Linked DNA regions of Homo sapiens: region 2 is linked to region 1. Evidence: chromatin loops called from intact Hi-C (ENCODE). Cell type or tissue: CD4-positive, alpha-beta T cell. All regions are shown on one strand. Links, peaks and the distances in the headings refer to the core of each region. The heading gives the core; the rest is flanking DNA.

Region 1 (15,391 bases), core at 2,887-10,886:
ACAAATTTGGAAGACTCATGCTTCCTGATTTTTTTTTTTTTTGAGACAAGAGTCTTGCTCTGTTGCCCAGGCTGGAGTGCAGTGGCACGATCTCGGTTCACTGCAAGCTCTGCCTCCCAGGTTTGCCATTCTCCTGCCTCAGCCTCCCGAGTAGCTGGGACTACAGATGCCCGCCACCATGCCTGGCTAATTTTTTGTTTTTGTATTTTTAGTAGAGACAGGGTTTCACCGTGTTAGCCAGGATGGTCTTGATCTCCTGACCTCATGATCCACCTGCCTTGGCCTCCCGAAGTGCTGGGATTACAGGCTCCTGATTTTAAACTTACTACAAAGGTATAGTAGTCAAGATAGCATGGTACTAGTATAAAGAGAGACATATAAACCAATGGAATGTAATTGAGAGTTCAAACTAACTCTATACATTAATAGTCAATTGATTTTCAGCAAGGGTATGAAGATAATTCAATGGCGGAAAGAATAGTCTTTTCAACAGATGGTACTGTTGAACTACCATATTCACATGCAACTACATATTCACATGCAAAAGGATGAAGTTGAACCCCTACGTCATACCAGATGCCAAAACTAGCTCAGAATGGATCCTTGACATAAATGTAAAACTGTAAAATTCTTAGAAGAATCTAAGAGTTGCTTAAGTATAAAACTCTGAGAAGAGGCTGGGTGCGGTGGCTCACGCCTGTAAACCCAGCACTTTGGGAGGTGGAGGTGGGTGAATCCCTAGGTCAGGAGATCGAGACCATCCTGGCTAACACGGTGAAACCCGTGTCTACTAAAAATACAGAAAAATTAGCCAGGTGTGGTGGCGGGCGCCTGTAGTCCCAGCTACTTGGGAGGCTGAGGCAGGAGAATGGCATGAACCTGGGAGGCGGAGCTTGCAGTGAGCTGAGATCGTGCCACTGCATTCCAGCCTGGGTGACAGAGTGAGACTCTGTCTCAAAAAAAAAAAAAAAAAAAAAACAAAAAAAAAAAACCTCTAAGAAGAAAACATAGATGCAAACCATCTTTATTAGAGGAGGCAATGATTTCTTAGATATAACACCAAAGCAGAGCAACAAAAGAAAAATTAGATAAACTGGATGTCATCAGAACTTCTGTACTTCGAAGGACACCATCCAGAAAGTGAAAAGACAATCCAAGGAATGGGAGAAAATATTTGCAAATCATATACCTGACAAGTGAATTCTAACTAGAATATATAAAGAACCCTTACAACTCAACAAGAAAAAGACAAATAAACCAGGCATGGTGGCTCACACCTGTAATCCCAGCACTTCGGGAGGCTGAGGCTGGAGAATACCTTGAAGCCAAGGAGTTCAAGACCAGCCTGGACAACATATCAAGACCGTCTCTTAAACAAAAAAAAAATTAGCCAGGCATAGTGAGCCCAAGAGTTTGAGGCTGCAGTGAGCTATGATTGCGTCACTGCACTCCAGCCTGGGTGACAGACTGAGACCCTGTCTGTAAAAAAAATTAAAATTATGGCCTGGCACAGTGGCTCACACCTGTAGTCCCAGTACTTTGGGAGGCCGAGGCAGGCAGATCACTTGAGGTCAGTTTGAGACCAGCCTCTATTAAAGGGTGAAACCCTGCCTCTACTAAAAATATCAAAATGCCTGGAATCCCAGCTACTCGGGAGGCTGAGGCAGGAGAATCGCTTGAACCCGGGAGGCCGAGGCTGCAGTGAGCCGAGATCAGGCCACCGTACTCCAGCCTGGGTGACAGAGCGAGACTTTGTTGTAAAAAAAGAAAAAAATAGGGCCAGGTGCGGTGGCTCATGCCTGTAATCCCAGCACTTTGGGAGGCCGAGACAGGCAGATCACCTGAGGTCAGGAGTTAGAGACCAGCCTGGCCAACATGATGAAAACCTGCCTCTACTATAAATACAAAAGAACTAGCTGAGTGTGGTGGTGCATGTGCCTGTAATCCCAGCTACTCGGGAGGCTGAGGCAGGAGAATCACTGGAACCTGCGAGGCAGAGGTTGCAGTGAGCCAAGATCGTGCCACTGCACTCCAGCCTGGTGACTGAGCAAGACTCTGTCTAAAAATAAATAAATAAATAAAAACATTTAAAGAAAAATATTATTTGGACTATTGTGGGGAAATAAACTGTAGATCAACAAGGGCAGAAACTGGTAAAACAAATATAAGATTATTGCAATAATCCAGATATGATGATGGCTTGGTGGTGAGAGGTGGTAAGAAGTGGTCAGATTCTGTACATATTGAAGGTAGAGCACACCAGATTTGCTAAAGGATTAAGGATGAGGTATGAGAGGAAGAAAAGGATCACGGATGATGCCAGGGATTTTGCCTGAGCAACTGGATTGATGAAATTGTTTTTTACTGAGATGAGTAAGACTATGGAAGAAGCCAATTTAGAGAGAATATCGGGAATTTGGCCTTTGACTAAATTTGATACACTTTTAGATATCCAAGTTGAAATGTCAAGGATGCGGTTGGAATAAGAGTCTGGAGTTCAGGGGAGAGGCCTGGGTTGGTGATATAAATTTGGGTGTCATTAGCATATGGAGGCATTTAAAGCCATGAGGTTGGGTGAGACTGTCCAAGTGTCTATAATAAAACCCAAGAAGTCCAACTACCAAGCCCTGGGCCACTCCAATGTTAGGACTCAGGGAAATGAAGAGGAACTAGTAAAGGAGACCAAAGAAAGAGCAGCTGAGCTTAGAGGAAAACCAGGAGAGTATGATGTCTGTCCTTGAGCCAAATGAGCAATGTGTTTCAGGAAGGAGCAAGGAAGGAAGGAGTGAGAAAGCATGTCAAATCTTATCAAAGAGCTAGTTAGATGAGGATTGCAATTAATATCCAGAGTTAGCAATGTGGAAGTCTTTGGTGACCTTGGTAATCGTTTCAGGGGAAGGTGAAAGAAAAGTATAATTAGAGGAGGCTCGGGAGAGAATGAAAAGAGAGGACTTGGAGTCAAGAAAAACAGATAATTCTCTAGAAATGTCTAGCTGAAATGAAGAGCAGAGAAATGGTGTGAATACCTAGTAAGGGATACAGAGTCAAGAGAGGTTTCTTTTCTTAAGGTGAGCAATAATGCAGCATTTTTTAGAAAGTGAACGGAATGATCTGGTAGAAGAGGAATCACTGATGATACAAGCAAGAGAGGGAATTGCTGGAGTGCAGGGGAAAGAATTGGCTTTGAGAATACCGAAGAGGGCTGAGTATGTGGGCATGGATGCAGGTGGATGGGTTATCTGCTGAGAGGGAGGAAAAAGGAGAGGATATGAAAAGTTTGAAAAAAGTTACGAAATAAGCATTTAGGAAAAGTGGATGGACTTGAAAATGTAGTATGATTCCCAGGTAGCACTAAAAGCCCACTTGAGGTCAGTGGCGATGAATTTTAAGAGTCCAGTTGACACAGTTGTGGGTTTTTCTTCATCCACTTTCCCAAAGGCAGAGAGTAGGTAGAGTTAGATTGTGCAGGGTAGGGATCTTGTGAAGCAAAATGAGAATGCAAGAGGAGGCAAGAGAGAAGAGGACCTATCAAGGGAGTGATTTTAACATTGGACCTTGGAATTTAGGTGGGTAAAAAGGGAAGTGAGGACACAAGATAGTTGAGGAATGGTGAAGAGATATTAGGATCACTGGATTATAAGGCCCAGGAAGGGATCAGAGAAGTGTTGGAGTCAGGGTGTTGGAAGGAGTGAGCTGAGAAACAGGAGATTTAGAAAGATAAGTAAAATTATTGTTAGATTATTATTAATAATTGGTAATTATTAAATGGTAATTGGTAATTAAATGGTAATTGGTAATTAATTGGTAATTGGTAATAATTGGTAATTATTAATTGGTAATTAATAAATGGTAGATATTTATTAATAACTGGAAGCAACCTCTAAAAAAATCATAGTATTAAGACCCAGTTCATGCCCTCTAAGTGCTCACTCTGTGATGGGAAAGACAAGACAGAATGAAATAAATATTAAAGAGAAGTACATGCTGCTGGGTGTAGTGGCTCACGCCTGTAATCCTTGTACTTTGGAAGGCTGAGGTGGGTGGATTGGCTGAGCTCAGGAGTTCGAGACCAGCCTGGGCAACATGGTGAAACCCCATCTCTACTAAAAAAAATACAAAAAATTAGCTGGTCGTGGTGGTGCATGCCTGTAGTCCCAGCTACTCTGGAGGCTGAGGCAGGAGAATCACTTGAATCCAGGAGGCGGAGGTTTCGGTGAGTGGAAATTGCACCACTGCACTCCAGCCTGGGCAACAGAGCAAGACTCTGTCTCAAAAAAAAAAAAAAAAAGAAAGAAAGAGAAAGAAAAGAAAAAAAAAGAGGGAAGTAGATGAAATGGCTGTGGGAGTCAAAAGGAATCTGCGAGTAAACGTAAGGGTCAGATCAAGGAAAGCCTCCAAAGCAGGTGGCATTTGAATCGAGCCTCAAAATGGAGCAAATGCAGCACATGGCCTGAATAAATGTTCACAGTTACACCATTGCAATGAGTGCTCAGAAAACAGAGGTTGGAGTGCAGGGTGGGAGCTATGGCAGGACATGAGACTAGAAAATTATCTGGAACAGGCAAGGGATTTTTGAATGCCAGGCTAATGCCTGGGCATTTTTTTTTCTTTTGTTTTTTCTTTTTTCTTTCTTTTTTTTTTTTTTTTTGCAGAGGAATAGATAATACTGAGGTTAGGGGTTAGAGGTTATTATTCTAAATAATTGATGCTGACTGGGCGCAGTGGCTCACACGTGTAATCCCAGCACTTTGGGAGGCCGAGGCAGGTGGATCATGAGGTCAGGAGTTCGAGACTAGCCTGACCAACATGGTGAAACCCCATCTCTACTAAAAATATAAAAACTAGCGGGGAGTGGTGGCACATGCTGTAGTCCCAGCTACTCAGGAGGCTGAGGCACAAGAATCACTTGAACCCGGGAGGAGGAGTTTGCAGTGAGCTGAGATCGTGCCACTGCACTCCAGCCTGGGCGATAGAGTGAGACTACATCTCAAAAAAAAAAAAATGCTCCCAGCTGTTTATCATGTTATGAAGTCATACTGGTTTTTTTGTTTTGAACAGTCTAGTAATTTTATTCTCCATCATGTCCTTAAGTCATATTAGGGAAGTTTTATGCTTTGGATTTTCTGATTGTCTTTTTAAGATCATCTCCCCTCTATGGCAATGATAATGTTGTTTCTTTCCAAATAATGTTCTGTCACATGCTCATTCACTTTTTTTTCCAAATGGCCTTCAACTTCATCCCCTGATGTTGGTAGGAAAGTCTAAGATCCCTCAGCAGTCTGAAGCTCCTCTCAGAAAGGGGTGAGGAGTGGGTTGGATAGGATCAGAACTATGCTGTCCAGGGCATTCAGACCCGTTGAAGTGGATAAGAATTAAAGGTGAACAGTCAGATCCTCCCAGGGAGAGGAAGCCACAAGAGACACAGCCTCACAACTGTGTTGTCACAGTGTTTTCAGAACTCAGTACCAATACCAGTGATGGGGCCACGCTTTTTGCAAGTGACGTTTATTATGTCATTTGAAAATATCAGAATCTCTCTCTTCACAGGCTAGCCAGATAAGTATTGAAACCATTAATTTCTCTACCATGTCACTGTGTCTTTGGGCAAGCCCCTTCTCTCCTCTGGACCCAGGGTCCTGCCTATAAAACGAAGGGGCTCTATTCATCCTCCTCTAGGATCCCTTTCAATTCTGACAGGCTCTAATTTTTCTGTTATCAGTTATTCTTTATTAAACTTACAGTATGTGCCAGCTTTTTTCAAGATGTGAGACCCTCTCACCCTCTTACTCCTCAACCCCCTGTTATAACTTATCTTGGGCTTTTCTTGTTTAAAACATTTGGAAAAAGTGGTGTGTTCACGGGACCTTTATTTGCCCTAAGACATTTGAGGGTAAATCATGTGAAGGCCTTTGTTTTCTTCCAGCAGCCAAAACAATAAAACCACCAAATTGCGTGCAGCATCATTTTCTACTGCCCTCAAGTGGTGGTGGCCCAAATGTCTTTTCCTGGTTGCAGTTTAAGGAATAAAACATGTTTTCAGAAGAACTCTAGGCATCTAGGAGAGGGTAGGAGAGTCATAGAGTCACAAAGGGCCTGAGGTGGAAAGGCCCTTACAGGATGTCTGATCTAAGCCCCTCGTCTTGAAAGGGAGAGACTGAAGTCCACCTTGGTTCTCTGATCAGTGAACAAACCTAGTTTCTTCTGTCTTTAAAGAGCTATCTTATGACCCTGACTCTATTTTTGGCTCCATTTCTCTGCTCCCATTCACAGTGAAATTTTCTAAAGAGTTATCTCCATACTGTTTCTATTTCTTCATCTATGCTTTATTATTATTATTACTTTTTATTTTTTTTTAAAAACAAAATAATAATCTCACTCTGTCGCCCAGGCTGGAGTGCATTGGGCTGATGTTGGCTCATTTCAGCCTCTGCCTATGGGTTCAAGTGATTCTCCTGCCTCAGCCTCCCAAGTAGCTGGGACTATAGGAGGATGCCACCACACCTGGCTAATTTTTATATTTTTAGTAGAGACAGAGTTTCACCATGTTGGCCAGGCTGGTCTCGAACTCTTGACCTCAAATGTTAACCCCCCACCCCGCCGCCCTTGTCTACCAAAGTGCTGGGATTACAGGCATGAACCACCGTGCCCACCTTTACACTTTATTTTTTAACTTTTTACTTTGAAATAATCTCAAACTTGCAGAAGAGCTGCAGAAATATTACAAAGAATTCCCAGATGCCCCAGAAGTTCTCATGTGTGGGCATATGCCTACATGCATATACATGGATATGTATATTTTTTCCTGAGCCATTTGAATTGCAGTAGTTACCCCTAATACCTTAAATATTTCAATGTGTATTTTCTGAGAAAAGGACATTCTCTTATATACCTACATACCCACTCAGTATGACAATCAAATCCAGAAATTTTAAATTGACATAGTGCTTATATACAGTCCATACTCAAATTTCACTAATTGGCCTGATAATGTCCTATATAGCAGTATTTTCCCCCATCAGGTTCTGATCCAGTGCCTGATCCAGGTAATGCATTATACTTAACTGTCATGACTTTTAAAAAGGTTTTTTTTCTTTTAATTATTATTTTTTAGAAACAGGATCGCGCTCTGTCACCCAGGCTGGAGGGCAGTGGTTCAATTACAGCTCACTTACAACCTTGAATTCCTGGGCTCAAGCGATCCTCCCACCCCTGCTTCCAGACTAGCTAGCTAGTACCGCAGGCACGCACCACTATGCCTGGCTAATTTTTTAAAAAATTATTTTTGTAGAGGTGGGGTCTCGTTATGTTGCCCAGACTGGCCTATAATTCTCAGCCTCAAAGTGATCTTCCTGTCTCTGCTTCCCAAAGTGCTGGAATTTCAGGTGTGAGCCACCACACCTAGCCTGTTATAACTCTTTAGTGTCCTTTAATCTAGAATAGTTCCCCAGTCTTTCACTATTATTCACGATATTCACATTTTTAAAGAGTACTGGCCAGGTGTTCTGTAGTGTCTCCCCCTGTTTGGCTTTGTCTCATGTTTTCTCATGAAGGGATTTACATATTTTTCCAGGAAGAAATCCTAGTTATATGATGTTGTGTCCTTCTCAGTGCATCATATGGGGAGAAACGTGGTGTCACTTGGTCCCATTATTGATGGTGTTCACTTTGATCAGCGGATTAAGGTGGTATCTACCAGATTTCTTCACTGTAGAGTATTTTTTCCTGTGTAAGTAATGGTAATCTGTAGAGAGGGACTTTGAAACTATGTAAATATCCTGTTCCTCTTCAAACTTTTGCCCAATGGTTTCAACACTCATTGATAATTCTTGTCTGAATCAATTACTGTGATAGTTGCAAACTGGTGATTTTCTACTTCTATCATTCCATCTACATTTTTTAGTTGGCATTCTACTGTAAGCAAGAAGGTTTCCTTCTCTCTAATTATTATCATGAGTATAAACTAATGTATTCTTAATTTATTTAATGAGTTATAAACATTACCCTTATTATTTTTTAAATGTTCAACTTGTCCCAGGTTTGGCCAATGAGAGCCTCTTCAAACTAGCTCCTGTGTCCTTTTGACATGTCTTCATCACTTTTTTTTAACACCTCCTTGCTTTCTGGCATAATAAGATGTTCCAGGCTTATCTTGTACTTTCACTGCCTAGTCCTGAAAATCAGCCATTTCTCCAAAGAGCTACTCTTTAGTGGGGAATGGTATTTAGAAACCAAGATTTGGGCATCAGATGTGCTCATTCCTATTGGAGTGTAATTGCTTCTAGGCCATTTTAGTAAACAGAGCCAAAGGGGAAAAATAGTAACCTAATTTTGTTTAATTATTATTATAATTATTTTTAACAGAGACAGGGTCTCACTCTGTTGCCCAGACTGGAGTGCAGTGATGCTATCATAGCTCACTGCAGATATGAACTCCTGAGATCACCTCAGCCCCTGGAATAGGCTAGGACTACACGCCACTACACTCAGCTAATATTTTTAAATTCTTTATAGAGATGGGGTCTCACTATGTTGCCCAGGCTGGTCTCAATCTCCTGGCCTCAAGTGAACCTCCTACTTTGGCCTCCCAAAGTGCTGGGATTACAAGCATGAGCCACTGCACCCAGCTCTGGTCAACCATTTTAAATTAATAATTCATTACTGATACTTTAATTCCAATTTAACACCACAGGGTTCTTTCTCCTATTCCTTATTTGCATCTCCCTTTTCCCACAGTAAGAACTCTGGCTCTCAACAACATCAATGTCTTTATTCATTTGTTTAAAATTATGATATAGGCTGGGCATGGTGGCTCATGCCTGTAATCTCAGCACTTTGGGAGGCCAAGACGGGCAAATCACTTGAGGTCAGGAGTTCGAGGCCAGCCTGGCCAACATGGCGAAACCCCATCTCTACTAAAAAATACAAAATTTAGCCGGGCATGGTAGTGCATGCCTGTAATCCCAGCTACTAGGGAGACTGAGGCAGGAGAATCACTTGAACCTTGGAGGCAGAGGTTGCAGTGAGCCAAGATCACGCCACTGCACTCCAGCCTGGGCAACAGAGCACGACTCCATCTCAAAAATAAATAAATAAATAAATAAACAAGATAGACACAAAATAGAATTGTTACATCCATTCTGCTAACAAAAACAATCTACTAAACAGGGTTCAAGATTTGTTTGCAGTTTTGTTTTGTTTTTAGACAAAAGCTGTATATTCAAGTACTATGTTCAAAAGTATTTAGATTCATTTTTTTTCCTTCAGAGTGATTATATTACTTATTTAAATATAGTTTGGTTCACTTGTTTCTGTTTATATTCAGTTTTAGGATCCCTTCCATTCTTGTTTATTTAATTCCGTTTTTAAATATGTAAAGGTAAACATTGTCACAAAATTAAAATCTATACAAAAGGCATATAGAATGCTTCACAGATGTGTCATCCTTGTGTAGGAGTCAAGCCAATTTTCTCTGTATTGTTCCTTTTTTTTTGTAAATATGCTGTCAAAGCAAGCACACCTCTAATTCATTCTTCAACTTATTTAATTCTTACTTAGACCACCCACTTCACTGACCCTACTACTGCCAAGATCATCAGTGTCCAATATTTTCTTTAGTCTTATTTGACCTTTCCACTCAGCTGACCTCTCCAATTTTCTTGAAACTTTCTCGTCTCTTGGTTTTTGTGATACCACATTCTGCTGATTTACTCTCTCTTCGCAGGTCTGTCCTCACTCTCTTTGTCTATTCCACCACCCTAAAATCCTCTGGACTCTTCTTGGCTCTCTTCACTTCTCTCTGCAGACTCTCTTCCTAGATGATCTCAACTATTTCTTTGTCTTCAAATGCTGATCATGCTAATGACTTCCAAATTTACATCTTTTTCCCAGACCTCTCTTCTGGTCTCCAAAATGTGTAACCAACTGTCTAATAGACATCCACTTGGATGTCTTAAGACATCTCAGGTTTAACATATCTAAAATAGAACTCCTAATTTCCCTGCCAAACCTGCTTCGCCTCGAGTCCTAATCTCTGTAAATGTCACTTCCATCCCCCGGTTACTCTAGCCAGAAACTTAGAAGTTATTCTTGATTCTTCCATTTTCCTCAACCCCCATGTCCAGTCCATCTGCAAAATATGAAAATTTTACCTCCAAAATTATGTGAAATTAGTCCATTTCTCTCTGTGTCTACCACCATCACTTCACTCGTCATCTCTTACCCAGGCTACTCATAAGCCTCATAACTGGCCTCCCCTCACCTATTCTTTACCCTCTTCCTTTTATGCCCCCACATTCATTCTCCATACACCAGCTACAATGACCTTTCTAAAAACAAAATAATAATACGAACTTACATTTATTAGTGTCTATTATGTGCCAGGAACTGTTTTACATGTATCTAATCTATACAACAACTCCATGAAGTAAAACCCAAATCTACCTCAATTTTACAGATAAGGAAACTAGGGCAGAGAGAGATTGAGAAATTTGCCCAAGGTCACACAGCCTTGGGCACACAGCCAGTAAATGGTAGAACTTAGGTTTGAACCCAGGTTGACTTCTTAGCCTTCAAGCTTATCTGCCACACTATGCTAGATCATGTCACTACCTAGCATCAAATATTTGATGGCTTCTCACTACACTGGAACTAAATTCCCAACTCCTTACCAAGGCCTAGAGAGGCCTGTGTGATCTATCGTCTGCCTGTATCTCCAAACTCATCTCATGCTTCCTTTTCTTTTCCTTTGCTCCATCCACATGGCTTTCACACCGCAACCCCCATCATCTTCCTTGAACATGATAAGCTCTTTCCTGCCAGCAGGCCTTAAACATCCTCTATCTCAAGTATTCTTCTTTTTTTCTTTTAAATCCCCTATTCTGAGAAATGTCAAATATTGTTTTCTCTGATCTTCACACAGCTGGATCCTTCTCATTCTTTAGGTCTCATTTTAATTTTCTGTCCAGAGAGACTCTCCCTCCCATTGCTTTTTTTAATTATTATTTTAAATTTTTTTTTTAAAGCTGGACACCATTAATTAGAATCATGCTATTTCTTAAGTAGGTCCCTCCCTACTCCTGCCAAGATCATTAGTGACCCTCCCTGATATGTTCCATCTTGGCCCCATATTTGTTTTCTTCTTAGCCTTTAAAACAATTTGTTAGCCGGGCGTGGTGGTTCATGCCTGTAATCCCAGCACTTTAGGAGGCCGAGGTGGGCAGATCACGAGGTCAAGAGAGCAAGACCATCCTGGCCAACATTGTGAAACCCCATCTCTACTAAAAAAAAAAAATTAGCTGGGCGTGGTGGCGCACGCCTGCAGTCCCAGCTACTCAGGAGGCTGAGGCAGGAGAATCACTTGAACCTGGGAGGTGGAGGTTGCAGTGGGCCAAGATAGCACCACTGCACTCCAGCCTGGCCGCAGAGCAAGACTCTGTCTCAAAAAAAAAAAAAATTTTTTTTGTTGGCCAGGTGTGGTGGCTCACGCCTGTAATCCAGCACTTTGGGAGGTCAAGGTGGGCAAATCACTTGAGGTCAGGAATTCCAGACCAGCCTGGCCAACATGGTGAAACCCCGTCTCTACTAAAAATACAAAAATTAGCCAGGTGGGGTGGTGGGCGTCTGTAATCCCAGCTACTTGGGAGGCTGAGGCAGGAGAATTGCTTGAACCTGGGAGGTGGAGGCTGCAGTCAGCCAAGATAGCGCCACTGCACTCCAGCCTAGGCAACAGAATGAGACTCCATCTCAAAAAAAAAAAACAAAAAAAAAATTACTCAGGCATGGTGGCGCGCACCTGCAATCCCAGCTATTCAGGAGGCTGAGGCAGGAGAATCGCTTGAACCCGAGAGGCAGAGGTTGCAGTGAGCCAAGATCATGCTATTGCACTCCAGCCTAGGCAACAGAGTGAGACTCTGTCTCAAAAAAAAATTGTAATTATTTATTTGTTTGTTTGCTTGTTTGTCTCTCTTCCCCACTAAAATTAAGTGTTGTGAAGGCAGAGGCTGAGTCTTAGTCACTTTCATTATGTTCAGAGCCAAACACAGTTTCCAGCTCATAGAAGGAACTCTAGAAATATCTGTTGTCTATCCATATATTATCTTTTCTACTTCATAGATCTGTTCATTCATAATTTCTGCTTCTTTATCACTTTGGTTTGTCATCATCTACACTCCATCTCCTCCCACACATACCCCTACTCAAACTCATGGCCTCTCTCTTTACATCCTGTTAGTCATAGTTTTTATTGCTGCTAATTGCCTCAATCACCTCATGCTGCCTGATTCAAATTCCTGACAGAGAAATATTGATTTGTCCAACTCATATTTTAGGAGCCAAGACACATTTGTAGGTCATTGGCAAGCCCATGGGTTGCTTGCCTTTGGGTCATATTCCCAGTCTTAGTCCAGAAGCTGTGTTAGAGAAGGCTGTGGGTGGGGATGGTCAGCATAGTGCTGCCTTTCTGCAAGGATGAGGATGTAGCAGGCTTGGTGACTGATATTTGAGCAAAAGTTGTTGCAGCAGAAGCAACAAATAGTTAACAAGGCCTCACTTAAGGGCTGGGCTTCCCAGTAGTTGCTCTCTGGGAGGAAGGTCTCAGGTTATGGTCGAGTCCAGTTTACTCTCCCTCTGGGGAGAATAGTAAACACAAATTGAAAGCACTCACATTTACCCAGCCTTTTTTTTTTTATTTTTTGAGACAGGGTCTGGCTCTGTCACCCAGGCTGAAGTGCAGTGGCACGATCTTAGGTCACTGCAACCTCTACCTCCCAGGCTCAAGCCATCCTCCCACCTCAGCCTCTTGTGTATCTAGGACTACAGGTGTATGTCACCATGCCCAGCTAGTTTTTGAATTTTTAGTAGAGATGGGGTTTCACCACGTTGCCCAGGCTGGTCTCAAACTGCTGAGCTCAAAGCAGTCCATCCACCCTGGCCTCCCAAAGTGCTGGGATTACAGGCTTAAACCACTGCACCTGGCATATACAGCCTTTCTAAAATTGCAAAAAGAGCATTTTTATCCATCTGCATTTATACCTCCAGTGAGGTAAAGAGTAGTTTCCATTTAACAAATAATAAAACTGAGGCTGGGAAGATAGAGTGCTATGCCTAAGGTCCCACACACACTGAGTAAGAGTCATCATTACATCCCAGATCTCTAGACTCCCACGCAAGGTCTCCTTTCACTATACATATCTTGTTGCCCTCATTTCCTACCTGGGACTTTAATCTTGAATCACAGCTCAAGGGATTTTTAAGGGCAACCATTTGAACGGCCAGTGAAAAGTTCTAAAACAGCTTGATGATAATTGAAGTTTCCTATAAGGCAGCACTCGATAGGTAGGTTCTATGGGCTCTGGGCTCCCAGTATAATTATCAAGTGTCTAAGAATTTATGGAATAATTACCATGTGCCAGGCACTCTACTTTATACATACTCTCTCAATTCAACCTCACAACATGCATGTAAGGTATATGTTATTATAATCCCAACTTTACAGATGAGGACACTGAAACTTAAGAAACTAGGTCACTGGACCAAAGTTCAAAATCTAGTAAATACAGTGCTGGAATCCTAACTCAGGTCTGTCTGACTCCAAAGCCCACCTCCCTTTTCATGATCAGCTTGATTTTGTCACTTGATTTATGTGAACTTCCACTTCCTTATCGGTAAAATGGGGATATCAGGGCCTAATTCATGGGATTATTGTAGGTTTATGAACAATCACATAGAGGGCAAACCTATTTCAGTAAACAGAGCAGATATACACTATCTTTCAGTATAGTCTGAAACTAAATCCTTCATGTGTAAAAAGAAGCAGAATTATCAACTCCAGGTGCCTATAAGAAACAGGATTTTTCTTGTGAGACTGTAATCCTGGGGCAAGGATTCCTGGTCCAAATTCTGAAAACATAAGGCCTGGAGAGAAATAACCATTTCTCCAAGGAAACAGATCAATTTATTGTATCTCAGAGATGAGAAAGAACGTGCACTTAAACTAGTCTTAATGCATCAGGATGGAAATTAGTAAATGCCCAATAAAGAGATTTGAATTTGTGTCTGATAAACTTGAGATCTTCTCCTAGGCCAAGGCCTTTTGCATATAATCTTCTTAATCCTACCACAACTCTAAGAGGCAGGTCTTCTTACAACCTCCATTTTTCAGGCAAGTACTTTGAGACTCAGAGAGGTTTTTTTGTTTTTTTTGAGACGGAGTCTCACTCTGGCCCCCGGACTGGAGTGCAGTGGCGCCATCTCAGCTCACTGCAACCTTCACCTCCTGGGTTCAATCGATTCTCCTGCCTCAGCCTCCTGGGTAGCTGGGACTACAGGCACGTGCCACCATGCCCGGCTAATTTTTTGTATCATTAGTAGAGACGGGATTTCACCGTGTTAGCCAGGGTGGTCTTGATCTCCTGACCTCGTGATCCACCCGCCTCAGCCTCCCAAAGTGCTGGGATTACAGGCGTGAGCCACTGCGCCTGGCCTCAACTTTGAGGCTCAGAGAGTTTAAGTGACCTGGCAAAAGTCACACATCTAACTCAAAGCAGAGAAGAAACTGGAGCCAAGCTTTCAGCTGTGTGCAGTCTGGCCAGTCTGCTAGTAAGTTAGCTGCCTCAGCACTGTAGACCTCTTTGGAAGGAAACTGACCCCTAGGTCAAACATAGTGCTGACATCATGCCCACTCATTATTCTCAAGAAATGAAAATCAATTCTACGTCCATCAGCACACTTTAGGGAGAATGCTGGCTAGGACAATACTTCCCTTGCAGCATTATAGATAAATACCAACACCTAAACAAATGTCAATAATACCATGTGATGAATGCAAGAGTGAGAATAATGACTAAACTTTGCGTAGCACTTGATGATTCACAAGGAACATTCATATCTGTTACCCAATTTGCTGTTCATATCACCCCTTGGAGATAGGTATTATCATTGCCATTTCACAGATGAAGAAACTGAGGCTCAAAGGAGTTTATTTCATATGAGAGAAGATGTGAAGCTAGCTGTGGTGGCACACACCTGTAACCCCAGCTACTTGGGAGGTTGAGGCAGAAGGATTACTTGAACCAGGAGCTTGACAGTTCAAAAGTTTGAGTCCAGCCTGGGCAACATAGTAAGACTGAATCTCTGAAGGAAAAAAAAAGAAAGATGTGGACATATACCATTTTACGATCTCTTAGCCTCCATTTCCCTTCTTTTGGGACTGGTACTCTGTGTTTCCTTTGAAGATCAAATAACCCTTGCTTCAGCAACATTGATTCGATCAGCGTGAACACATAACACTTGACTCTTTGAGAATCAAGCTTGGAACTTTCGTGTAGGCTTTTGTTCAAACTGTTGAGAGAGAGAAGCTCTCTTAAGCCCATGGGTGTGAGTCTGAAGTTAAGGG
Region 2 (15,391 bases), core at 2,499-10,498, 100 kb before region 1:
CTGGGATTACAGGCGTGAGCCACCACGCCTGGCCAGGAGCACAGTTTTGTATGGGACTGAAGTAAGTTGATATCAATTCCAATTAGATTATTCAGTCTGGGATGATAAAGTTCTGGAGATTCATAGTGGTGATAACTACACAATTACTGTGAATGTATTTAATGACATTAAGTACATTTAAAATTGACAACAAAAGAGTGAAACTCTGTCTCAAAAAAAAAAAATTACCACTTTAAAATTTTAACCACTTTAAGTGTACAATTAATGACACTGAATTGTACACTTTAAGTAGTTAAAAATTTAAAGTAGTAAATTTTATGTTATGTATATTTTATGATAATAAAAAATTAATGAAAAAAAAGTAGAGAGATGAGAAAATTCTAGACAGACTAACTTACCTAGAATGGAAGGTTCATGTGTGGTTAAATAAAGCTGAAATGGTAAATCAGAAAAAGATTATAAAGAACTTCTGTACTAGGTAAAGACAGCCTTTTACTGTTGTTGTTGGTTTTTTTTTTTTTTTTCTTTTTTTTGAGATGAAGTCTCACTTTGAAGCCCAGGTTGGAGTGCAGTGGCGCGATCTTGGCTCACTGCAACCTCTGCCTCCCGCATTCAAGTGATTCTCCTGCCTCAGCCTTCCGAGTAGCTGGGATTACAGGCATCCGCCACCACGCCTGGCTAATTTTTGTATTTTTAGTAGAGATGGGGTTTCACCTTATTGGGCAGGCTGGTCTTGAACTCCTGACCTCAGGTGATCCACCCACCTCAGCCTCCCAAAGTGCTGGGATTACAGGTGTGAGCCATCGTGCCCAGCCAAGACAGACTTTCAATACACAGGAAATGGTGAGTCCCTTAGAGGTTTCTGAGACATGCTTCTTTGAACACCGAATGGCATTATTTAGCAACACAGCTCTTCTTTCCTGTCTGGCTTGTGGAGGAAGAGAGGAAGCAGAGGCTCTTATCGCTCAGAAAGCTGATGACAATTGCTAGAAAGGCAATAAAACACCCTGACTCTGCTTATCTTAGGAACTGTCAGAAGCCTTGAGCTAGATTACAGTAATAACTATAGAAAGCTGATGAGAAAGTCTTCGTTTTTAATTTAAACAATTTGAAAGTTACATGACCTTTCATTCTAAGAATTCAGAGTTCATGGCCGGGTGCAGTGGCTCATGTTTTTAATCCCAGCACTTTGGGAGGCCGAGGTGGGCAGATCACTGGAGGTCAGGAGTTCGAGACAAGCCTGGCCAACTCGCTGAAACCCCATCTCTACTAAAAATACAAAAATTAGCCGGGTGCGGTGGTGCATGCCTTAATCCCAGCTACCTGAGAGGCTGAGGCAGGAGAATCACTTGAACCTGAAAGATGGAGGCTGCAGTGAGCCAAGATCGTGTCACTGCACTCCTGCCTGGGTGACAGAGCAAGACTTCGTCTCAAAAAAAAAAAAAAAAATCAAGAATTCGTAGTTCACAAAAGCTTAGGTTAAAGTTTGAGAACAAAGACATTTATTCTTACCATAAGTTTTAAATTAAAAGTTCCTTTGCCAGGCACAGTGGTTCACAACTGTAATCTGAACACTTTGGGAGGCTGAAGTGGGAGGACCACTTGAGCCAAGAGTTTGAGACCATGCTGGGCAACATAGTGACACCCACATCTCTATAAAATTTTTTTTTTTAATTAGCTGGGCATGATGGCACATGCCTGTAGTCCCAGCTACTCAGGAGGCTAAGGTGGGAGGACTGCTTAAGCCTGGGAGGTCAAGGCTAAAGTGACCCATGATCACGCCACTGCTCTCCAGCCTGGGCAGCAGAGCCTGACCCTATCTGAAAAATACATTACTTACATACACACACACACACACACACACACACACACACACACACACACACACACACAAAAATAAAACTTGCCTTAATTATATAATCTTTATGTGATACAATTTCATTCTTTCAACAAATATTTATTAAATGTCTACTATATTCCAAACAAGATTGTAGTTGGGCCTCTATTTATAGTTTGCTGGGGAAAATTAGTAGCCATTAATTATAAAAATTAAAGATAAATTCTGTGAAAGTATGATGGTACTATGGGAATAACTAATGTTCTTACTTAGTTCTGAGAGACTGGCTGTTTTTAATGGGTTTTATTTTTAAAAATAAGAGAATATATTTATGGGTGTAAGTAACTGAAAAGAGAGCCTAAGTAGAATCAGAAAAAATACAAACTTTGGGGTGTGGCTTATATGACAAAGCACACCCCCTTAGTGGCAGGTCCCAAAATCAGATGGTTCATTTTACAAAGGTGAAATAATTTCTTTTCTTTTTTTTTTTGGAGACAGAGTCTCACTCTGTCACCCAGGCGAGAATGCAGTGGGGCAATCTTGGCTCACTACAACCTCTGCCTCCCGGGTTCAAGCAGTTCTCCTGTCTCGGCCTTCAGAGAAGCTGGGATTACAGGTGTGCACCACCACGCCCGACTAATTTTTGTATTTTTACTAGAGACGGGGTTTCACCTTATTGGCCAGGCTGGTTTCAAACTCCTGACCCTCAGGTGATCCTCCCACCTCGGCCTCCCAAAGTGCTGGGATTACAGGCGTGAGTTACCGCGCCTGGCCAGAAATATAAATTTATTTTGCAAATCCATAATAATTTATTCTACTTATCTGGCAGGACAAAATGAGATTAAAAGAAACTAACAGAAAAGAAATATAAAACGAAACCTTAACTTTCTGAATTACAAAATAGGGATAATAAAGTTGATGGGCAGGATTAATTTATGTTACATCTAGAAAGACTCCAGAGCAATGCCTGGCATGTAGTTAAGTGCTAAATAAATTTCAGCTATTATTATTATTACCATTACATTGTTTACTAGTATAAAAATACATTTACTGGCTTTTTGAAAGCTGTAATAAAGCACCTGGAGTGATGGCAATCAGGCCTCCAGTATGTCGGCAGAGACTGTGACTCTTAAATCCTCCAGGAGTTGAAATTTCTTGGTAGATGCTTTTGCTTTCCAAAGACAGACTATAATACATCTCAATAATTATTGCTGTATTAAAAGAGGTAAGTGTCCCTTAGTAAGCTACCAGAGCCACAAAACAGTACAAGCAAATGAAATGTATAATAATTCTAACTCAGAACAGGTACAAAGAAGCCACATAGATTATGTATGTATGTATGTATGTATGTATGTATGTATGTATGTATGTATGTATATATTTAATAGAGACTTGCTTTGTTGCCCAGGGTGATCTCAACTCCTGGCCTCAGCAATTCTCTTGCCTTGGCCTCCCAAAGTCCTGGGATTACAGATGTGAGCCACCATGCCCAGCCTAAGTAATTTTTAAATGATCTAACAGGCACACATTAAAAAATAAAAAGAAATGAGTGAAATTTATTTTAATGTAATATTTCAAAATGTAATAAAGATGAAAAATACTAAGATATTTTACATTTTTTTTCATTCTAAATCTTTGAAATCCAGTATATTTTATACTAACAACACATCTTAAATTGGACTAGCCATATTTCAAGTGCTCAATCACCACACAGCTAGTGGCTACTATACTGGACAGCACAGGTTCAGACTTTAGCAAGGAGGTTTTCAAGTAAGGAGAGTCTCCCAAAACAGAGGTTTTAATGATGATCTATACACTTTATGTGAAAATGAATTAGGCTGCCTCCTTACTATCAAAGAAATGCACACCGCAACCTAGAGCTTCAATTATTTAACCAGTAATACCATTCTTAAGGCAGAGTCACAAAAGAGACCTTTTAGTGTCAGTGTCACAGATCTTTAGAGGGTCACAAACACATCAAGTTGGATCATAAGCAAAAGAGCTCCAGATTTGATAATATAAGCAATGAACTCTCCAGACATAATGGTTTCTAATGATATTTGAACTGAACTAAAACAAAAACATAGAATTTTTAAAAATTTGAACCATATGCTAGGATTTAGAAATTTTAAAAAATCGGTTCTTGAATATGACTGAAGTAGAGGTCTATATATTTAGGAACACAGAATCTGGCTACCTGGCTACATAGTTCCATTCACTCTTCAACTAGAGAAAGAAAGTTCATTCAGCTACTCCAACCAATATTTAGTGAACAGCTATTGAGTAAATCCTGTACTCTAAGTGCTGAACTCGGTGTTGGGGATGATGATGATAAATACTAACATGTATTGAGAACTTACTATGTTCCAAGCATTGCGTTAAGCATTGTACATGGTTATTCATATTTCCATTTTACAGATAAATAAACTGAGGTACAGATAGTTAAGTATATCCAGGTCATGTCAGGCAATCTGGAAATCTGGTTAAAAAGCCCATGCTCTGAAATACTACACTATATTGCCTCATTAGAAGTAAGAGTTGGCCTGTGCCATCACACAGAGTCGAGAATCTACTGGGAGAGAAGGAAATTGAGTGCTCTCTGAGCTGAGGTAGATAATCAGGGAAAACTTCGTGGAAATGAAGACTAGTTCATTTCTTCATCTGAAAAACTGAAATAAAGTTATTACCCTTCAGGGATGTTACAAGAGCTCAGCAAGTGAACTTACATAAAGAAGGCACAGTACAATGCCTGATAACTATTATTCTAATTATCTATCCTGTTTACTGGCCCAAGACCAGGATAACAAACAGGCCTGACAGGATGTGGCTTTAACTTCCTGATGTTCTTGCTAAAAGGACAGAGACAGGAAGGAAATGGAAGCTAGTAGATGACAAAATATTAACTCCTGCCTCAGCATAATTTACCACTACCACATTATCCAAGTGACTGAAGCACTCTCTTAGTAGTTTCATCTTTTCCACTGCCAAGAACTTCTCTAACTGAGGCATTTTACTGTCACAGCAACAGCTCTCAAGAATGGGTCCACAGATAGTTTTTAAGTGTCTGGGAACTCCTGAAATAAATACAAAATAGTATCACAGATATACATGTTCTTTTTTTCTGTGGGCAGGGTATAACAGTCTTCATCAGATTTTCAAAGGAAATCCTTGACACAAAAACAGGTCTGCAATTACCATGATTCAGCAATTCCACTTTTGCAAATATACTCCAAAGAACTGACAGCAGGGTCTTGAAATGGTATTTGTATGTTCATGTTCATAGCAGCGTTATTCATAATAGCTAAAATGTGGAAACAACCCAAATGTCCATCAATAGATGAACAGGTAAACAAATGTGGTATGTAAGTACAATGGAATTATTATTCAGCCTGAAAAAGGAAGGAAATTCTGACATATGCCACAACACAGAAGAACCCTGAGGATATTATGCTGAGTGAAATAAGATAGTCATAAAAAGACAAATATCTCACGATTCTGCTTATATGAGATAGTTACAGTAGTCAAAATCATAGAGATAGAAAGTATAATAGAATGGTGGCTGCTATGAGGAAGGGCGGGGAAAATGGGAGGGAGTAGAGTATGGGGAGTTATTGTTTAATGGGTATGGGGTTTCAGTTTTGTAAGATGAAAAGTCTTGGAAATGAATGGTGATGATGGTTGCACAACACTGTGAATATATTTCTTTTTCTTTTTTTGAGACGGAGTCTCGCACTTGTCTCCCAGGCTGGAGTGCAGTGGCGTAATCTCGGCTCACCGTAACCTCCACCTCCCGGGTTCAAGCGATTCTGCTGCCTCAGCCTCCTGAGTAACTGGGATTCCAGGCACCTGCCACCATGCCCAGCTAATTTTTGTATTTTTAGTAGAGACGGAGTTTCATCATGTTGGGCAGGCTGGTCTCGAACTCCTGACCTGAGGTGATTCACCCATCTCAGCCTCCCAAAGTGCTGGGATTACAGGCATGAGCCACTGTGCCTGGCCATGTGAATATATTTCATACCACTGAATTGTATGTTTAAAAATGGTTAAGATGATAAATTACTATGTTATGTGTATTTTATCACAATTTTTAAACATGTGAAAAAAAAGAAAAACTAAGTCTGCAGAATATTTAAAAAAAAAAATCAGCCCACTAACCTTAATGTTCCTGTGAGGATTCAAAAACCTTTTATATATAAAATCCTTTTCTTTTTCTTTTTTCTTTTTTCTTTTTTTGAGACTGAGTCTCACTCTGTTGCCTAAGCTGGAGTGATCTCGGCTGTGAGTGATCTCGGCTCACTGCAACTTCTGCCACCCAGGTTCAAGCGATTCTCGTGTCTCAGCCTCCTGAGTAGCTGGGATTATAGGCATGCGCCACCACGCCTGGCTAATTTTTGTATTTTTAGTACAGATGAGGTTTCGCCATGTTGGCCAAGCTGGTCTCAAACTCCTGACCTCAGGTGATCCACACGCTGCAGCCTCCCAAAGTGCTGGGATTACAGGTGTGAGCCACTGTGTCCGGCCTAAAATCCTTTCCTATAGTCTTCAAAATAAGCTATTATTCAGAAGGTCTTTGCCTTAGTTCAACATTTAACACATGGCTTCTATTCTGCCATAAACTTTGCAGGAAGTAAGTCTTGGAAATATTCTAATATTTATAACATACTTTGCGTCATTCATTCAACCAACTAGCCTATTCCTCGGTGTTAAGTAATGTGTGTGTTAATTTCTAGGCCTATCAAAATGAACAAGACATAGCTCTTGCCCTTAGGAATTAAAAATTTACCAAAAAAGCAATATAAATTACTATAGTTAAACAGTAGAAATACTACAATAAACGAATAAAGCCTCTGGAAGAAGAGGAAAGAAAAGTAATCTGAAGATTTCATGGAAGGCTTGACAGAAGAGACAATATTTAAGACGGGTCTTGAACATGAACAAAACTTTATAAGGTAAAAGGTATGCTCCAGGCAAAGGCGAACAGTAGGATCAGAGGCATAGAAGAATAAAAGTGGTGGTATGTTGAAGTAAGAGGTAATAAACCCATCTATCATACGACTGGAGAAAGGGAACAAAGCTGAAATAGTAGATTCGAGTACTGTACTGAACACTCAGAGTACAAAGAGCAAACACACTGTATCTGTTCTCAAATAGCTTTTTAGTACCACAGGGCAGCATACTGTGAGAGGTGGCTAAGACAGAACGGTCAGAATGCCAAGAGAACACCATGAAGGAAGAGCCTTTACACCATGTTCAAAGAAGTGAACTGGATTCAGTTGGAGATGGGAAGTCACTGAGGGATCTGAGTTGTATTTTATATATCAGTTGGAAGTAGGATGGTCCAAAGGAGGAAAAGGCTCAAAGCAGAGAGCCAATGAGGAGGTTACAGCCATGATCCAGATAAAAGACAAAGGCTAAAACTAAGAAGGAAACATAGAAAACAGAGAAGACAGATTTCAACAATATTGAAAAAATTATTTTCTCATCTATTATGAGCTAAACACTAGGGATACAAGCAGCCCGTGTTTAAGAAGCACATAATCTAGTGGGAGATTAAAAAACACAGAATTATAACAAAGAATGATAAGTGTTATAACAGTTGTAAATATAAAGACTACATAAAATAGGCTCTTAAATAAGACTTGAAGAGAGTATGGAGGTTGGGAGGTAAATCAAGGAAGGCTTCCTCTCCCAGAGGAAATGATGTCTAAGATGAGATTTGAAGAGTGAGAAGTTGATTAGACAAAAGAGATGGGAAGGTAAGGAATCAATTCAACAGACATTTCAAAGGTAGAAGACTAAAGATGAGAAGAAGAAAAATCTCAGGTTTCTAGCTTGAGTGATTGGGTGAATGGTGATGTCACTGAGAAGGGAGATACAAAACAGAGGTGAGGGGACAATTAGGGAATTCATATCCTACTAGATGTTCAGATGAAAACACTAGTAGGCAATGAAAAATACAGGTCTTGAGCTCAAGTAAGAGATTCAGATATTCGATGAGTGTTATATTACAACTACCTGTATTGCTTTTCCTTAAGTTAAAAATATCATACTAATTTAATCTAATTGGCATAATTAAATCATTTAATTAATAGCAAATGTTGAAGAAATCACAGAAAAAAATTTTAAAATATACCTAAAGGTATCTCGCACTTCAAGCTCCCAATGTCTTATATTTTCTACTAGAAACAATTTGGTGAACTAAAGATGAAAACAAAGACAACGAAATCTCATTTTCTGACCAATAACAAAGAACATTCTTCACCCAACTAACTCAAGTTTATATATAGCTTTCAATATTTCCATTGGTTTGCAATGCTCAAAACAAAATATGATTCTAAGAAATATATTCCTTTTTTCATTATGCATTTATCTATTTCCTGAATTTTACAATGAATATGTATTATAACTATCATTAAGAAAAAAGTATTATAAAGTACTACATTCATTATACAGTAATTACAATTTCACATCATACATGCTGCTTACTTAGAGGTTTGATCCCTGGACTAAAAAAAAAAAATTTTTTTTTTTTTTTTTTGAGACAAGAGTCTCACTGTGTTGCCCAGGCTGGAGTGCAATGGCTCACTGCAACCTCTGCCTCCCAGGTTCAAGGAATTTTCCTGTGTTAGCCTCCTGAGTAGCTGGAATTACAGATGTGTGCCACCACGCCTGTCTAATTTTTGTATTTTTAGTAGAGACAACGTTTCACCATGTTGGGCAGGCTGGTCTCAAACTCCTGACCTTAAGTGATCCACCTGCCTCGGCCCCGCAAAGTACTGGGATTACAGGCATCAGCTATCGCGCCCAGCCCCTGGACTAAAACTAAGTATCTTCATCTCAAAACGAAAATGAAGAACTGGCTAAGATTTTGTCAGGTAACAATTTAGCAAAAGCCACAAACGAAATCTGTTTATTTTTTCCTGTTTTGTAGTCATACTCATCACATCCTTATATATTAATAAAAAAATTAAAGGCTGAAGAATTTTAACTTTGCATGGAAAAAACGGTTATTCACAAGAATAAAAACCAAGGTTTTTATAATGTAATACCTTGAAGACTTGGTGATAATGACCTAACACAACTATTTACAAAAGCGTATTTTAACAACTATAATTTTAGCATGGGGATGAGTCTGACTATGACACTAATGGAGTTGACAGATTATATAAGTTTGCCTACACTGTAGATCTCATCTAAAATAAAAGTCCAGGGAAAATATTTTCACAAACGTCAAATCATGTATAAATATACCGCACATTTATAAAATGTGACTATACCCTAAAAACTAACAAGGTTTTGAAATTCTCTGATTTTCCTAATAAGATAGTCACAAAATATTAGATATGTTATTTTCATGCTGTCAGCTGCCATTTACTATATAAGACTGCCACTGGTACAACTTAACATTATAGTTACTAAAAGTTATTGAAAGATTAGTTGACCAAAATGTAACAAATAATGTTTTCAACAGTAAGAGCATTTTTTCTATGATGCTCTAATTCCCATTAAAATTCATTATAGAAATATTTTATACATTAAACAAGTACACTTGAAGTCAAATCAAGCAAGTCCTAGAACATTGGTGTATGTATCCATTTTCATAGGCTTAAGAGGCCCAGATGATAAGTATTTTCAAATCTACCTACTATAACATGTATATTACATATATAAGGAAAGCAAAAATGTTTATGGACCATTTATGGACCACATGAAAATGAACAGTATAAACACCATTATAGGTTCAGTAATTGTTTACTACTTCTATTTTGCAACAAAGTCAAAAATTTAAAAATCCTAATGAGTGGCAGAATTGTATAACAGAAAGAATGCTGAACTTATACAACCTGGTTTTGATACCAATACTGTCTCTTAACGTGATGTGTGACTTTGGATTTGATTTTTTTTTTTCCGTGAGTAAGGACAAAATTAAACTATACAATCACCACGAAGTGTTTTTTGCCCTGGTCAGATTTCAATATTAGAAGTTTTATGTCATAGGAAAAGGCCAATAAGCCAATCCAATCAGACTGAATTTCAGGTCTTTTCCAGGAAATGCCAGAAGAGAGGCACTCTTCACCAAATTTGAAATTATAAGTACATGTAGCTAGATGTACTATAGCCCTCTTGCCAAAATAAGGAGAAAGTCTATCTGAGAATGGAATCAACCCAGTGGAAATGGAAACAAGAAATGGAGAGCAAGAGAACTGATTATATCATCTGAGCCTCAATATCAAGGAATGCTTTAAGCCAGCCCTACCTCTGAAAGGTTTCAGTTTCACAAGTCAATAAATTTCACTCTTAGTTTGGGTTTAGTTCTTTCTTACAACTGAAAAATTCTAACAACCAGTTTTTCTACAGAAATCTCAACATAGTCTCACAGATAAGGTTAAGATCATTGCCAAATTATTGCCATATAAGGCAGTTAACTCATTTAATCTCCTTATATCTCAATACTGTCAGTAAAATAAAGTATATCAGCCATTATCTGCTTCAAAGTGTTGTGAGGGTTAAAAAAAGAAAAAGACTGGTGTGAATATTTAGATACAGTGCCCTGTAGACAGAAAAATTATCTCACTTTTAAAAAGTAATTTTATAGTCATTTTTACAATCAGTATTACTATAAAGTTTCCAGGGAACACGGAAATTAAGGAAGTACCAATAATATCTGCTATACTCAGATTCAAATCAAATTGTATTTGAGTCTGTTCTACATAGTACCTATGTATAAGAAAGAAGATTCAACTTAGAATAAAGTAGTCCTGGGATCAGGTATCAGCTCTGCAGCTGACAAGCTTGTATCATTTTGGGCAAAATATCTAAGCATCTTAAGTTTCTTACCTGTAAAACAGAAACACCACCACCTATCTCAAATTACAAGGTTTGTGTGAGGGTCAAGTAACAATTATGAAAGCTCTTGGCATGGTGTCTGAATTTAACATTCCATCTATTAAATGTATTAAATGATAATGTTTTTCTAATATGTTATTCAAATATCTAAGGTTGGAGAAAAACTATTTTTCAGTCATTCTAGGATATACGTTTTTTCGCATTTTTCTCTAAATGAAATCAAACAGTACCTTATAGTTAATGGCACGTCATTGTTTATTTGGCAGTGACTTTTCAGTGGTACATAAGTAAACAGTGTATCCTGCAATTAAAGGTTGCCTCATATATGATGAAGTACACTGACTCCGTTTAAACAGAACTGTGGTACTTAACCAAATATTAGGTAGCATTTATCAAAATATACATTAGAAACAGAAAGGTGTGTGTGGGGAGGAAGTTGTATACATATATACATGTACTGTGTGTGTGTGTGTGTGTGTGTGTGTGTGTGTGTGTATGTGAGTAGGCTGTAATTTTGCTTTACATACCTCTGTAGGTCAACTATTTCATTGTTAAGAGTATCTAGTTCCTTAATAGCAGAGAAATCTGCAACAGGACTTGATCCTATGATGTTCTAAAAACAAAAAGTTCACAATTATACATTACTATAAAATTAGGTAATATAAGACAAAACACTAAAAATATTAAAGCTCTACGCAGATATAAGGTATTGCATATTTTACTGTATTACTGAGATTTTTAATTAAGAAAATCATATCTAGTACAATTATATATAATTTTATACTTAATTATATAGTAAGACATTTACATTTCCCTTAAATTCTCCGAAAACTGTTATTCTATACTATGTACCCCATCCCCACCTCCGATCCGAATGTCTTTGTCACTTGATCCTAGCCTGTTCAGAACCTTGCAGTAAAAGAGATGCCAGATTCATAAACTAATTCCTCCACTGAAGTGTAAATTTCTCAGAGAAACTGATGGTGATTTATTTGTATTTGTATAAACTGGCTGAGAGTAAACACACAAATTTTTGTTGAATCTCAGACCTACAGTAGTGGTTGATTTTATTTAATTCAAGGAATTTTTACTTTTGTTACATACTGTGTCTATTTTATTTAAAGTAAAACCAACTGCTCAAGCATGTTCCATAATAAATATTAATACCATCATATATGAAACTGTCTTCATATATGACATCCTGTCCATACAGTTTTCTTTCAACAATGAAGGTTACAAAATTGGTCTCTGAATGGTCCTTGTATTCAGAAAATCTAGCTGGGTTTATTCTGGGTCCTGCTATTTTACTAACTGCATTATCATCACCTGTAAAATAGGGAAATAATCTCTGCCTTGCCCACTTTACAAGTTAAATGAAATAATGTGATGTGACATCAGTCTACAAACTGTGATATTTTATAAATGTAAGCTATTGTTATAATTAACTCTTCAACAGAATATGCTCTTAAAAGATGTGGCCTCCCATTGAGTTGTTTCTACCTTGGCTCAATGTCCTCTGTAAACTATCACTGATGCCCCAGATAGCTAGCTGAAGTCAGAGCGAAAAGATAAATGCTTCCTCAAACATTTCATCTACACCCAATGCTACAACCAGATTAACAAATAACAGGATAATTACCATCTGGAAATGTTAAAACTGAGGCCTGAACATTTAAAAACTAAGATATACTGCTGACTTTATATAACAGAACATAAGACTTTGTGTTAATACTTATGTTGTTGTATAGTTAATTTACGTCAACAACTTGCACAACAGAAGAAACCTAAAAGCACACAATATCCCATCTCCTCATATTTATATACTCATTTACAATTCACTAAGCACTTTAAATTCCACTAGTTAATTCTCAAAACTAATCTGAAAAGTGGGTAGTAGGTAGGGCAGATATTGTTATTAACCCCATCTTAGAACTGAAGAAACAGATTAAATAACTTGCTCAAAGTTGAACCCAGCCAATACGTAGTTTAATCAAGAGTCTTCCGATTTAAGTGCTATTTCACGCAATGCCCCCAGTGGCACTTGCATATCAAGATCATTTCGGTAAATGAAATTATTACTCTAAAAGTAAATTTGATAAAACAGGTACATCAATAAAATTTGGCAAGTAATTCCTTCTGTATTTCTTTATGCCACACTGCAGTTTTAGTACTGAGCTGTTTTGACTATCAGTACCAAAACTCATCTACAAAGGTTTAATACTAATCTCAATTTTATATTAATTACAGCTTTGTATGAAATATACCTCCTATTTTCTGTGTTCCACTGATACACAAAAACTTATCAGTGTTAAATTAAATTAGATATTTTAAAGTGGATTTCTGAATGTGACAATTATTCACTAGTATTTTAACTCTATCTAAACTTGACCTATGAGCTAGGCCTGGCCAGACAGCTAAACAAAATGAAACATTAGCACTTGGTCTCACTTTTATCAGCAAGAGTAAATTACTTCACTTAAATGCTATCAGAAATTTGCTATCAGAGGTGCAAATGTACCAAAGAACTTGTGACTACCACATCTCCTCTGTCACTCTAACTCAAAAAAAGGTGACTCACATTTTATAGTCTTGCCTGTAAAAATATCATCAAATAAGAAGACAAAGTGAGACAAATTAGTTTAACCTCAAACAAGTTAGAAAGTGACACCCCAGATACTGAAAAAAGTTTAGTTAATATTTTATGTAGCATTTGAAGGGTATATGAGAAAAAATATGTAGCATGTCCCCTTCTTTCAAAATGTTTTCTCTTACCCTATTCTTGTGCATTACACAAAAATTCTACTTTGGTGATGTTAAGTGGATCAGAGAGCCTAGGGAAGGCAGACTAAAATGCACACAAGGACCAAGTGACATGTGACAAAAGCATGCTGTTTAGGAATTTTCTTTTTTTTGCTGAATAAAAAACCTCTCATTTCAAAATGTATCTTGTAAACCAAAAACCACAAAGCTAAAAAAGGCATAAAGTAAAGCTCTAACCTTGAGAGAGAGTAGAGTTAAGAAACTGACAGTACAAGAAAGGCGAAAAGCAGAGTGCTGCAGAATGGAAAAAATAGTCCAAACTAGAAAAAACACAGAAAGGAAAGCAACATTCAAAAAAGGATTAGTCAAAGCTGCAAAAAATGCAGTACTAAAAAAACCAGATTAAAGAGAAAAGAGGTTATTTGAAAGATAAAACAATGCAAGTTTTCATTTTTAAAGTTAAAATTTTGGGTTAATAGATAAGATAGCAGTGATAAATTCCCATTTCAATGAATAATACTGGTATCTGACATAAATAGACAAACGTATCTATGATCTAGTGAATGAACTTCAGACAAATCTACTAAATTAAAAACTATACCTCATGCAACTTCAAGCATCTACTAACATAGACTTCAAACTTTTAATTTGCTTCAGAAATTTCTGTCATATCTAAAATTTGTGTTGGTAGGCAATTGAATAGGTTATAAAATGAAGAAGGCAGAAAAAAAAAAAGCAGTCTGCATAGGTGAAAGAAAGCATGAAACAACACAGTATTCCATAACTGAGGTACAGTTATATAGCAAAGAGCAAAAATGCATATTCAGTAACCTTTATCCTTCTGGGTGGCATCACTTTCAGCCTTTTCCACAACTTAAGGGACTCATGTCATACATCATAAGGAATCAAAAAATTCACAAAAAGGCCCCCCCCATAACTCACAAAGCAGATAATAAAATATTTATTTTATTACAAATAAGGACAAAAACTTCTATAAGTAACTCTCCATACCTGGTAGCTATAAATTCCATTTAGCTTACCAAAAAAATCCAATTTTCTTTCTTTCTTTCTTTCTTTCTTTTTTTAAGAGACAGGGTCTTGCTCTGTTGCCCCGGCTGGAGTGTAGCAGTTGGATCTTACTTAGCTCACTGCAACCTCAAACTCCTGGGTTCAAGTGATCCTCCTGCCTCAGCCTCCCGAGTAGCTAGAACTACAGGTACACGCCAACGCACCTGGCTAATTTTTTTGTTTTTGTTTTGTAGAGACAGGGTCTTGCTATGTTGCCCAGGAACTCCTGGCCTCAAGTGATCCTCCCACCTCGGACTCACAAAATACTGGGTTTACAGGTGTGAGCCACTGTGCTTGGTCCCAATTTGGTTTTTATTAATCTTTTTAAAATGGGATTTTTAAGAACCATGTGACAAAATTAATGCAAAACCCAAAATATTCTATGATATTTTAAAGAGCTCTCCTCATACCACACATTTGACAACTCTTATTACTGTATAACAACCCTGAAAAATCTCCACAGCCATGGTTATACTTTATAGGCCATAAGAGATTTAAAAATACAAAGTATTTATTTTTAAAGGCAAATAGCCACTATGGTATGCAAGTCCTTTCAAAGGTCTATTAAAGGCCAAGATATTGCAAATGCATCATACTAGGAAGGGTTTCTACATGAGGAGAGAAAAATCAAGGCATGACTAAAACAATGAAGTTTTGAAAATTCTCACTGCTGTCCAGAAACCAAAACTAGGTAAAACCCACTTCTAGCTGTTCAAATATGAAGTTCAGTGGTATACTCAGGAACAAAAGGTCACCTACAGCAAAAACCGCACAGATACATCCTCAACATAATGTTTTCCTTGGAGGCTTTTTTGATGTAAAATTGACACCAAGCAACCATCATATGCAAGATTCTGTTTTCAAATCTGTATCATTTTA

What was found. A loop is a pair of places that touch in the nucleus more often than their neighbours do. Peaks named below come from ENCODE experiments on the same cell type or tissue, not always from the same donor. Only the 100,000 strongest peaks of a DNase experiment are listed, where the experiment ranks them.
Region 2: a loop joins it to region 1, with 2.4 times the contacts of the local background. A loop is called at or near these places in 9 of 110 quality-filtered maps.

The regions. Positions count from the first base shown.
Region 1 is chr1:51,529,215-51,544,605 of GRCh38, forward strand. All of the region lies in intron 1 of EPS15-AS1 (EPS15 antisense RNA 1), which reads left to right. It also overlaps a transcript of OSBPL9 not described here and the pseudogene RNU6-1281P. Among named protein-coding and RNA genes, the nearest start is that of EPS15, 18 kb to the left of the region's middle. In CD4-positive, alpha-beta T cell, for the core only: a CTCF peak has its summit at 5,991 (motif pointing left); a DNase peak (open chromatin) is centred at 5,967; H3K27ac peaks cover 511 bases.
Region 2 is chr1:51,429,136-51,444,526 of GRCh38, forward strand. EPS15 (epidermal growth factor receptor pathway substrate 15) reads right to left here. Exons shown (of 25, transcript NM_001981.3): 12 at 11,212-11,297. Among named protein-coding and RNA genes, the nearest start is that of EPS15-AS1, 81 kb to the right of the region's middle. In CD4-positive, alpha-beta T cell, for the core only: no CTCF peak of the experiment used is centred there; no DNase peak of the experiment used is centred there; H3K27ac peaks cover 856 bases.